Regions from separate parts of the Homo sapiens genome. Here region 1 is linked to region 2. A link is an interaction called in ENCODE POLR2A ChIA-PET data of the cell type or tissue named here. Cell type or tissue: endothelial cell of umbilical vein. All regions are shown on one strand.

What was found. ChIA-PET counts read pairs that join two places held together with the same protein. Peaks named below come from ENCODE experiments on the same cell type or tissue, not always from the same donor. Only the 100,000 strongest peaks of a DNase experiment are listed, where the experiment ranks them.
Region 1: POLR2A ChIA-PET joins it to region 2 with 5 read pairs; 2 of 35 experiments call an interaction of 5 or more read pairs at or near these places.

The regions. Positions count from the first base shown.
Region 1 is chr17:59,056,202-59,061,201 of GRCh38, reverse strand. TRIM37 (tripartite motif containing 37) reads left to right here. Exons shown (of 24, transcript NM_015294.6): 12 at 94-170; 13 at 4,148-4,327. It also overlaps the pseudogene RN7SL716P. Among named protein-coding and RNA genes, the nearest start is that of TRIM37, 48 kb to the left of the region's middle. In endothelial cell of umbilical vein, no CTCF peak of the experiment used is centred here; no DNase peak of the experiment used is centred here.
Region 2 is chr17:59,424,665-59,429,664 of GRCh38, reverse strand. No RefSeq gene overlaps it. Among named protein-coding and RNA genes, the nearest start is that of MIR4729, 61 kb to the right of the region's middle. RefSeq lists a silencer at 1,822-1,951. In endothelial cell of umbilical vein, no CTCF peak of the experiment used is centred here; DNase peaks (open chromatin) are centred at 1,644, 2,134 and 3,924; H3K27ac peaks cover 4,377 bases.

The DNA.
Region 1 (5,000 bases), 370 kb after region 2:
AAGTACTTCTCAATCTAGATATCAGATATTATCTGCATTTTGTTTTATTGTGGCTTAATTTTTTTACACTCAAACTGATTATTCTTCTTTTAGGATGGAAATGGAGTTGTGCGAGGTTACTACTTATCTGTGTTTCTGGAGCTCTCAGCTGGCTTGCCTGAAACTTCTAAGTAAGAAGTGTAATTAAATAACAACCTTAATGTGCATTTACATACCTTCCCCCTAGCAATTTTTGTTAATTTTTATTTTTGTTAATTACTGTATTGGTATGTCTGTTAAGATGTAGAATAATATGTTCTTGGCATCATAGGATGGTATTTTTCTAAAAACAAAATATTTTTAAGAAAACTTGTATTGCTTTGCGTTTTTAGAAATCTCTTTACTATCTGGCTTAGAAGAAGACTACTGGATTCTCATGTCTGCTTTTATATTCAATTTTTTTAAAATATCATTTTGATTGAAATACATGTATGAAATCTGTCTGCAGAGTTCTACAACCATCACCAACATCTAATTTTATAACATTCTATTTACTCCACAAGGAATCCCTGTACTCCTTAGCAGTCACTTCCCATTCCCCGTTTCCCTCAGTCCCTGAGAACCACAAATGTACTTTTTGACAAGGAGGAATATTTTTTAAAGTGGTTTTAGATAATTGTGGATCTTCTTTGATATTACATCCAAACTGAACAAGTGGTAGGTTGTTAAATGTTATTTACAATGTGGGATCTGGAATCATATTAATGATTTTTTTTTTTAACTCTGTTACATGAAATCTGTTAGTTTAGTATGGAATGTCTGCTTTCAGCTAACATGAAGCAAGAGGGATGAGATCTACCCATTTTCCTGCAACAACCAAAAAAAAAAAAAGACCTCATGAAACAACATTTTCTAGACACTGGACATGGTGGTAACAAATGAAAGTAGTCCCTGAGAGATGAGAAACACAAACTAACTCTACAATTTCTCCAGCTTACAGCCTTGAGAGAGTTTTCAGGCTGCAACACAGGGAGGAGCTGGGACTGAGGGAGAATCTGGCAGACTTAGTTGAGGGGATAGTGCTGAGAGTCTAGAAAGGACAATACAGCTAGAGCGCATTGGACAAAATACCAGAGAGGAGAAAGCTGCAGAGACTGAAGTCTAGAGATCCGTAATGGGTTCCCCTTGAGTATTCAGCAGAGTACTTATCAGGGCATATGTCTGAGGAAACTACCTGAGATTGGGGAAAGAACTCCTTGACAGGATTAGAGGGAATAGTGAGTGACTGGTGTTCACACGGGGCCAGGAACTGTGTCTATTGCAACCTGCCACGGTGGAGAAATTTATAATTCATGGGTCACTGATTGGGTATAACACTAAGGAAGTTTTTGTCTCGATAGCAGAAATTAGCCCTAGACTGAACACTGCTCTGGACCCACCTAACAAAAGTGAGACCTGAAAGGATCAAATTGTTTTCAAGTAACTTAACTGCATCCCAGAAGGAAGCTCAAGAAAATTTATAAGGTTGCTGAAGTATCTAACATCCAACAGAGTAAAATTTACAGTGTCTTGTGTTCAGTCAAAGGTTAATATGCCAGACTGGCTGGCCCATACCTGTAATCCCAGCACTTTGGGAGGCCAAGGCAGGAGGATTGCTTGAGACCAGGAATTTGAGACCAGCCTGGGCAATATGGTGAGACCCTGCATACGTCTCAGCTACTCAGGAGGCTGAGGCAGGAGGATTGCTTGAGCCCAGGAAGTCGAGGCTGCAATGAGCTGTGTCCGCACCACTGCACTCCAGCCTGAATGACAGAGTGAGACCCTGTCTCAATTTATTTATTTACTTAATGTATTTTGAGTCTCACTTTATCACCCAGCTTGGAGTACAGTGGCATGATCTCAGCTCACTGCAACCTCTGCCTCCCAGGTTCAAGCAATTCTCCTGCCTCAGCCTCCCAAAATAGCTGGGATTACAGGCATGCACCACCACGCCCAGCCAATTTTTGTATTTTTAGTAGAAACGGGGTTTCACCATATTGGCCAGGCTGGTCTTGAACTCGTATCCTCAGGTGATCCGCCCACCTCAGCCTCCCAAAATGCTGGGATTACAGGTGTGTGCCACTGTGCCCGGTCAAGAATTCTTTATATATTTTGGATACTAAACCTTTATCAGACATATGATTTGCAAATAGTTTCTCCCATTTGGTAGGTTTTCTTTTCATTTTCTTGATAATGTGCATTAATGCACAAAAGTTTATAGGCTATCTTCTTTGTCTTTTTGTAAACCTGAAAATTTTACAAGATTGGATATATAAATTAGAATATATTGGCTTTCCCAATGTATACTTCTTTTCTTTTTGAGACAGGGTCTTGCTGTGTCACTGAGGCTGGAGCACAGTGGCACAATTATGGCTCACTGCAGCCTCAACCTCCTGGGCCCAGGTGATCCTCCTGCCTCAGTCTCCCAAGTAGCTGGGACTACAGGAATGCACTACCGTACCCAGCTAATTTTTTTGTTTTTTGTTTTTATGGAGACGGGGTTTCGCCATGTTGCCCAGGCTGGTCTCAGACTCCTGGGCTCAGGCGATCTGCCCACCTCGGTCTCTTAAAGTGCTGGGATTACAGGTGTTAGCCACTGTGTCCAGCTTACTTATTTTCTTTTTCCTTTTTCTTTTCTTTTTAACTTTTATTTTAGGTTTGGTGTTACGTATGAAGGTTTGTTACATAGGTAAACTCATGTCATGGGGGTTCATTGTACAGATTATTTCATCACCCAGGAATTAAGCCCAGTACCCAATAGTTATCTTTTCTGCTCCTCTCCTTTTTCCCACCCTCTGCCCTCAAGCATACCCCAGTGTCTGTTGTTTCCTTCTTTGTGTTCATAAGTTCTCATCATTTAGCTCCCACAATATAAGTGAGAACACGTGGTATTTGGTTTTCTGTTCCTGTGTTAGTTTGCTGAGGATAATAGCCTCCAGCTCCATCCATCCATGTTGCACAAAAAACATAATCTCGTTCTTTTTTATGGCTGCATACTTATTTTCTATTAGGAAATTTTATAGCCTTTGATTTTCTGAATACACAATAATTTGCTTTCTTATCACTTGTACTGGCAAAATACAGTAGAGTATTTCAAAATTTATATTTTAAAATTGCAAGGTGATAAACCTCAAAGGATAATAGAAATAACAATATTTATGAGGAAACATATGTAGTGAATATATGGAAAAAATATTGCATTAGTAAAACAAAAGCAACTTTGAATTACTTGTTTATTCAAAATTTATTTATTTTTTGAGGTGTTGTTTTATACCTGATATATCGGTAAACATCTTTACGAGGAAAAAAGGACCTATTGCCATTCATGTTTTGGTGGTTCGTTCAAAATACTGCTGTTTTGGCTGGGCGCAGTGGCTCACACCCGTAATCCCAGCCCTTTGGGAGGTCAAGGAGGGTGGATCATCTGAGGTCAAGAGTTTGATACTAGCCTGTCCAACATTATGAAACCCTGTCTCTACTAAAAATACAAAAAATTAGCTGGGCATGGTGGTGTGCACTTGTAATCTCAGCTACTTGGGAGGCTGAGGCAGCAGAATCACTTGAACTGGGGGGCAGAGGTTGCAGTGAGCTGAGACCCCGCCACTGCCCTCTAGCCTGGGCTACAGAGTGAGACTCTATCTCAAAAAAGCAAACAAAAAAATACTGCTCTTTTTCTGGCCGGGTGTGGTGGCTCACGCCTGCAATCCCAGCACACTGGGAGGCCAAGGTGGGTGGATCACCTGAGGTCAGGAGTTCAAGACCAGCCTGGCCAACATGAACCCCCGTCTCCACTAAAAATACAAAATTAGCTAAGCATGGTACACGCCTGTAATCTCAGCTACTCTGTAGGCCGAGGCAGGAGAATCACTTGAACCTGGAGTCAGAGGATGCAGTGAGCTGAAATTGCACCATTGCACTCCAGCCTGGGCAACAAGAGTGAAACTCCATCTTAAATAAATAAAAAAACCCCAAAATACTGCTGTTTTTATAAATGATAAAAGAAATGTAACTGCGTATATCAATAAGGTTTCTTCTCAGGTAATTACTTAGTGACCTTAATGTTTAGATGAGTTTGTTTTTTATTCTTACTTTACTAACTGTATAGTAATGGTCTGTTTTTCAATTTTAGATATGAATATCGTGTAGAGATGGTTCACCAGTCCTGTAATGATCCTACAAAAAATATCATTCGAGAATTTGCATCTGACTTTGAAGTTGGAGAATGCTGGGGCTATAATAGATTTTTCCGTTTGGACTTACTCGCAAATGAAGGATACTTGAATCCACAAAATGATACAGTGATTTTAAGGTAACAGGAAAAATTTGATGTTGTGGTTTTTATTGTGGGGAAATAATATCATCAGAACTATATTTCAAAGATCATTTGGTTAACAAAGATGAATATTGAAATTCATACTAACTATAACCTTATCACCTTTTTTTTTTTTTTTTTTTTTTTTTTTTTTTGGAGACATAGTCTCGCTCTGTCGCCCTGGCGCGATCTCGGCTCACTACAAGCTCCGCCTCCCGGGTTCACGCCATTCTCCTGCCTCAGCCTCCCGAGTAGCTGGGACTACAGGCGCCCGCCACCACGCCTGGCTAATTTTTTACTATTTTTAGTAGAGACGGGGTTTCACTGTTTTAGCCAGGATGGTCTCGATCTCCTGACCTCGTGATCCGCCCGCCTCGGCCTCCCAAAGTGCTGGGATTACAGGCGTGAGCCACCGTGCCCGGCCCCTTATCACTTTCTTAACTGTTTTATTTAAGTGGATAATAATCAAAAATTTGTAGTCAAAAAGTCAAACTTTTTTTGACATCTAGTTAGCAATTCCATTAAAGATAAGCTGGGTGCAGTGGTGCGCCGGTGTTTCCATCTACTATGGAGGCTAAGATGGGAGGACGGCTTGGGCCCAGGAGTTTGAGACCAGCTTAGGAAACATTATGAGACCCCCCATCTTTTTAAAAAGAAAAAAAAAAGGGGG
Region 2 (5,000 bases):
GACTCGCCAGGTAGTAATGAGATGTCTCCATTTTCTGCAGGCTGAATGATTCCCTCAGAGCAGAAGTATAAGCATATTTATTGTTTTTCCTTCTATCATAAACAGTTATTAGTTGTGGCCCTTTCTCCCTTCCAAATAGGTGCCCAAATTTCTGGAAGTGGAAAGGGCCCAACTTTCCCATATCAGGGGGTGGGCCCCACTGGGCGTGAGCCAATCAGTGTCTTCTGTCCTGTGAGCTCCCGATTTATGCTGGTCTATAACCTGAGATGGCCTTCTCAGGATGGACCTCCAGGGATTGCTGGAACTTGGACTCTTGTCAGCCTGGTAAATGGTATGTCTTAGATCTGCTGCAGCCGTCGTGGAAAACTTGAAGCTGCCAGGAGAGAGGGGTTCCAACATGTGGTGGCTAAAGAATGAATCCAACTCAAAGGAAGCAGAGCCAAGAAATGGATCCATGCTGTTTGAATCTTGGATCAAATTGTGCCTGGATCTCCAGTGAGACAATAAATTCCTGTATTACTCAAGCCTATTTGAGATTGTTTTCTTTCACTTGAAACATTAAACTTTTAAATTGATACACCCTAGTTAAATTATAAACTGTGTGACAGCAGGGACTGTGTCTCTCTCTTTTTTTTCTTTCTTTTTTTTTTGTTTTGAAACAGAGTTTCACTACCGTCACCCAGGCTGGAGTGCAGTGGTGTGATCTTGGCTTACTGCAACCTCCGCCTCCTGGGTTCAAGTGATTCTTGTGCCTCGGCCTCCCAAGTAGCTGGGACCACAGGTGTCTGCCACCATGCCTGGCTAATTTTTTGTATTTTTGGTAGAGATGGGGTTTCACCATGTTGGCTAGGCTGGTCTCAAACTCCTGACCTCAAATGACCAACCAACTTGGCCTCCCAACATGCTGGGATTACAGGCGTGAGCCATTGCGCCCGGCCCAAGACTGTTTCTCTTGATCACTTATGTGTCCCCTGGCACGTGGTAAGGATTCAATAAATAACTTTTGAATGGATGCATTTTAGCTGCAAGGAACACCCATAAACTCTCTTTTACTCAGCTGACAGCTAAGGAATCTGGTGTTATATAAGAAAGTGATGATGTGGATCTATAAGTTGGACCTTACCCCAACACTGGGATTTTTCTAATCACAGGAAATCTTCCAGTAAATATGTTGGGGTCTTTGAGGAGGCCCCAAAATAGCAGTCTGCTCCCTTCTCTGTGAATTTTGAATTGAATCAGAAGATAGCAGCAAGCTAGATGAGGACCAAAAATAACCTTTTCTACTGATAAAGCTGATATTAGAGAACGTGGCTTATATCATCAGACAATCGAGCTTCCCGATACTCAACTTCAGAGTTAGGCAGACTTGGCGGCTCGATGACAGGCAGCTGAGCTGGAATGGGCCTACTCTTCCCACCCCACGGGAGCGAAGCTTGCTCCCAAGAAGAAAAGAGAGGATGATATAAGGCACAGTTCCTCCTTCCAAACTCACCAGTCATATTAAACCACTCCTCCTTCTCAGGGAAGAGGGGGCGGGTGGAGAGAAGCAAGGAGTGTTTGGACTCCTTTCAGAAGAAAGAAAACATCAGGAGTGGAAAGACCCAGTCTCCCTCACACACACACGTGTGATTTGGTCAGGTCATTGATTCTACTTTGTTTTCAATCAAAATGGGTGATATTTCCAAGTGGTGGGATACGTTTGCTGTCTAAAATATAGAATAGCTCACATAGAATAGCTCCATAGAATAACTCACACATCACAATATCAAGCTCCCCAAGGAGTTAGAGATCTTCATTTAAAATTATGCAAAATTCAAAAGAAGAAACAAGAATTCACGACGAAATTACACAATCAGGGGCACTAGGTGGCAATAAGCCTTTTGCTCTCTCACCATGCCCATCAAAGGCATTTCAAGAGCACTGAAAGCTCACACTCTTCCCACGCCGACTGTCAGTTTCTTTCTGGATGATCTCAGAGCCACACAGAGCATTCTTAGTCACTGGGAGAACAGAACCAAAGCTTAACTCCTTGGTGGCACCAGGGGAAATGGCACTTCAAGTTGGATTCCAGGAAATCCAGGGAAACACTTGACATAGGAAGTCTGCGACCACATTCCCAGTTTCCCCAGTGTCAAGGCTGGGGCCATGAGCATTGTTCAAAATACTCAGGCCTGCATTGTGTCTGTCTGCCACATGCTTTTGGTTTTACTCACCAGGGCACTTTTTCCTGTTTCTGTTTTTTGGAATTTTTTGGTTTTGCTTTTTAAGGTAAACATGTACCATCTAGGCTTCAAGAAACTTCCTTGAATAAACATCGTTTGTCGATTTGAAGTTTGATACACAAACTACCAGCTGAATTGGACAATCATAACCCCCCAAATGAGCCAAAATACATTTAAAATTCAACATGGATTTTCCTAAAACTGGTATTGGCTGTTTAATGTGACTGAGCCCGGTGAGAAACAGGATGCCCTGAACTCAGCAGAGATCCCCTCTGTTCTTGCTGCCAAGATAAAGTTTTGCTCTAATCTTTTTTTTTTTTTTTTTGATACGGAGTCTTGCTCTGTTGCCCAGGCTGGAGTGCAGTGGCACGATCTCAGCTCACTGCAACATCCGCCTCCCGGGTTCATGCCATTCTCCTGCCTCAGCCTCCCGAGCAGCTGGGACTACAGGCGCCCACCACCACGCCCAGCTAATTTTTTGTATTTTTAGTAGAGACGGGGTTTCTCCATGTTAGCCAGGATGGTCTCGATCTCCTGACCTCGTGATCCACCCGCCTCAGCCTCCCAAAGTCCTGGGATTACAGGCGTGAGCCACCACGCCCAGCCTGCTCTAATCTTAAGTAGCTTGCTGGTGGACTATTTGCTGGAGGTCACTAAGTAGACTTTGCTGGCCAGTCTTGGGAGAGAACCCAGGCTGACAAAGGAAACCTCGAACACAGCAAGATTGAGACAATATGTTCCCATCCTCTCTTCTCAAATGTAAAGCTATTTTCTCATCTATTACCTGCCCCTATTTTTACCATGAGAAGCTCTCCAATGCCACTTTAGCTATCGATAATTGGCAGTGAGTTTTGCAATTAACAGCTGCCCAGAATCAATTCCAAGGATGCGCAACTGAAACCACTTTTAAAAAGGCAGAGTTGGGGATTACTCAGCTGCCTACCTGACCTCCAATCCTTTTTCTTACCCCATACAAACCATTTGCTGGAAGAATCTGAAACTTGAACCACGTACCTAAATGCCCAGTTCTGGGTATGGGGTAGATATTTGAGAAATACTTCGATTGATTGATGTGTGCCCGGGGGAAGGGTACGGGCAGATCCACAAGGAGTTGCTGTGTAATTCATAGTGAGGAGTGGCTCTCCTGCTGACTCAAGACTCCTTTCTTATTTCAGGCCAAAGACTCCAGGGACAGATTTGGGTTAGAAACCTGGCCTCAGGGAAAAGCAAATGAAGCCTGTTCATTCCCCAGAAGAGAAGCAATAGAGAACTGCTCACCGTGATGGGCGCACCTCAGCTTTGCTAATTTATCGTCCTCATGAACCGCACCAGCAAGGGGCCTTCTATGAGGCCGAACTTCCCACTCACCCGAGCCTGTTGGAGACATGACCCAAGGCTTTGGGGGCTTTCTCGCAGCTTCTGCTTAAATGGAGGCAAGGAGGGAGCCAGTCCTTTCACCATGACCTCTAAATGACTCCAGTGCTGAAGGCTGTGGGGCCTTCGATCACTCGAAAACTAGGAGACATATATTTTTAGACACATGCTGTCATCTGGGCAGCCTTAAGTAGATGTTTTCTCTGTCTTTCCTCAGATCTAGTGGGTTTGCAAGAAACCCTCCCAGGGCAGCAGCCTTAGAGGAAGTGCCTGCTAATGCAAGAAGGAGGGCAAGGGGGACAGCAAGCTGGAGCCTGGAGCTGCTCATGCGCTTGGAATCCTCGGCGGGCGCAGGCGGGGATTTACGGACCTGCCTTTTCCCTCATCATTCCGCAGGAAGCTTCTTTAAATGAGCCTCAGCCCAGCAGCTCTCATGGGGCCTGGTGTTTATAGTGGAGACTGAGATAAAAGAACCGTGGAGATGCCAGCCCTGGATATCGACCCCACGGTCCAGGAATCATCAACTGGGCCCGAGGGCAAATTGTGTTCTGTTTTCTCTGTGCGAAATGCCAGAATGCTCCTGCCTCGAAGAGGTTGACTCTGTTGTCAGCTGTGGGAAAAAACAGCCAGAGTTGCTATTTACACCCTGAACTGCAAGCTGGGTAAAAATAGCGCTAGCAGCTTGGTCCAGCTTCAAACCCCACTGCAGAGAGATTATTTTTGGAAGAGAAGATTTTCCTCCCCACCCACAGATCTGAAAATGGTCACCTCCCCGGAAGAAAGGGGGAGAGATGATCCCACGCAAAGGTGAAACCTACCCCCTTCCCACTTTCCCTGCCCAGGACAGCACATCAAGAGACAGACAAGAAATGCCCTCCCCTGACAGCAGGTCAGGCCCAGCACAGCCCTGCAGCTGACCTAGTTCAAGGTACAGTGAGAATTAATTAACTTTGACTAAGTGAGAGGAGGCAGCTTTCTGAACCTGGATGCTGCACCATCCTGTTGCTTGTTATGGCTAAAGGCAGAAAAAATAATTGATCAAAAGAGTACGCAAGACCCCAAAACAATAGCTCAGAGCCTGAGGGTCAGGAAATTACTCTCCAGCCCTCCCACTCCGGATAGGCCGTGATACGGCTGTACAATGATGAACAAATTCCCAAAAGCTTGGTCTGGTCCTGCTTCTGTGTTGAGAACCCCTGGCAGCTGGGGGCTGAAAATTCTTCCCTCAGCTACTTGCTAGAGCTCAGGACCCGGTGTCTGGAGTTCCAGAACCTCCTTCAGGTTCAGGAAGTGATCCACATGACAATCAGTGGAAGAAAAGTCATTCCTTAATAGCATGCCCTTTATTCTGTAAAAAGATATTTTATAGGTACATCTAAGTATGTGGATTATGCTATCTTAGAA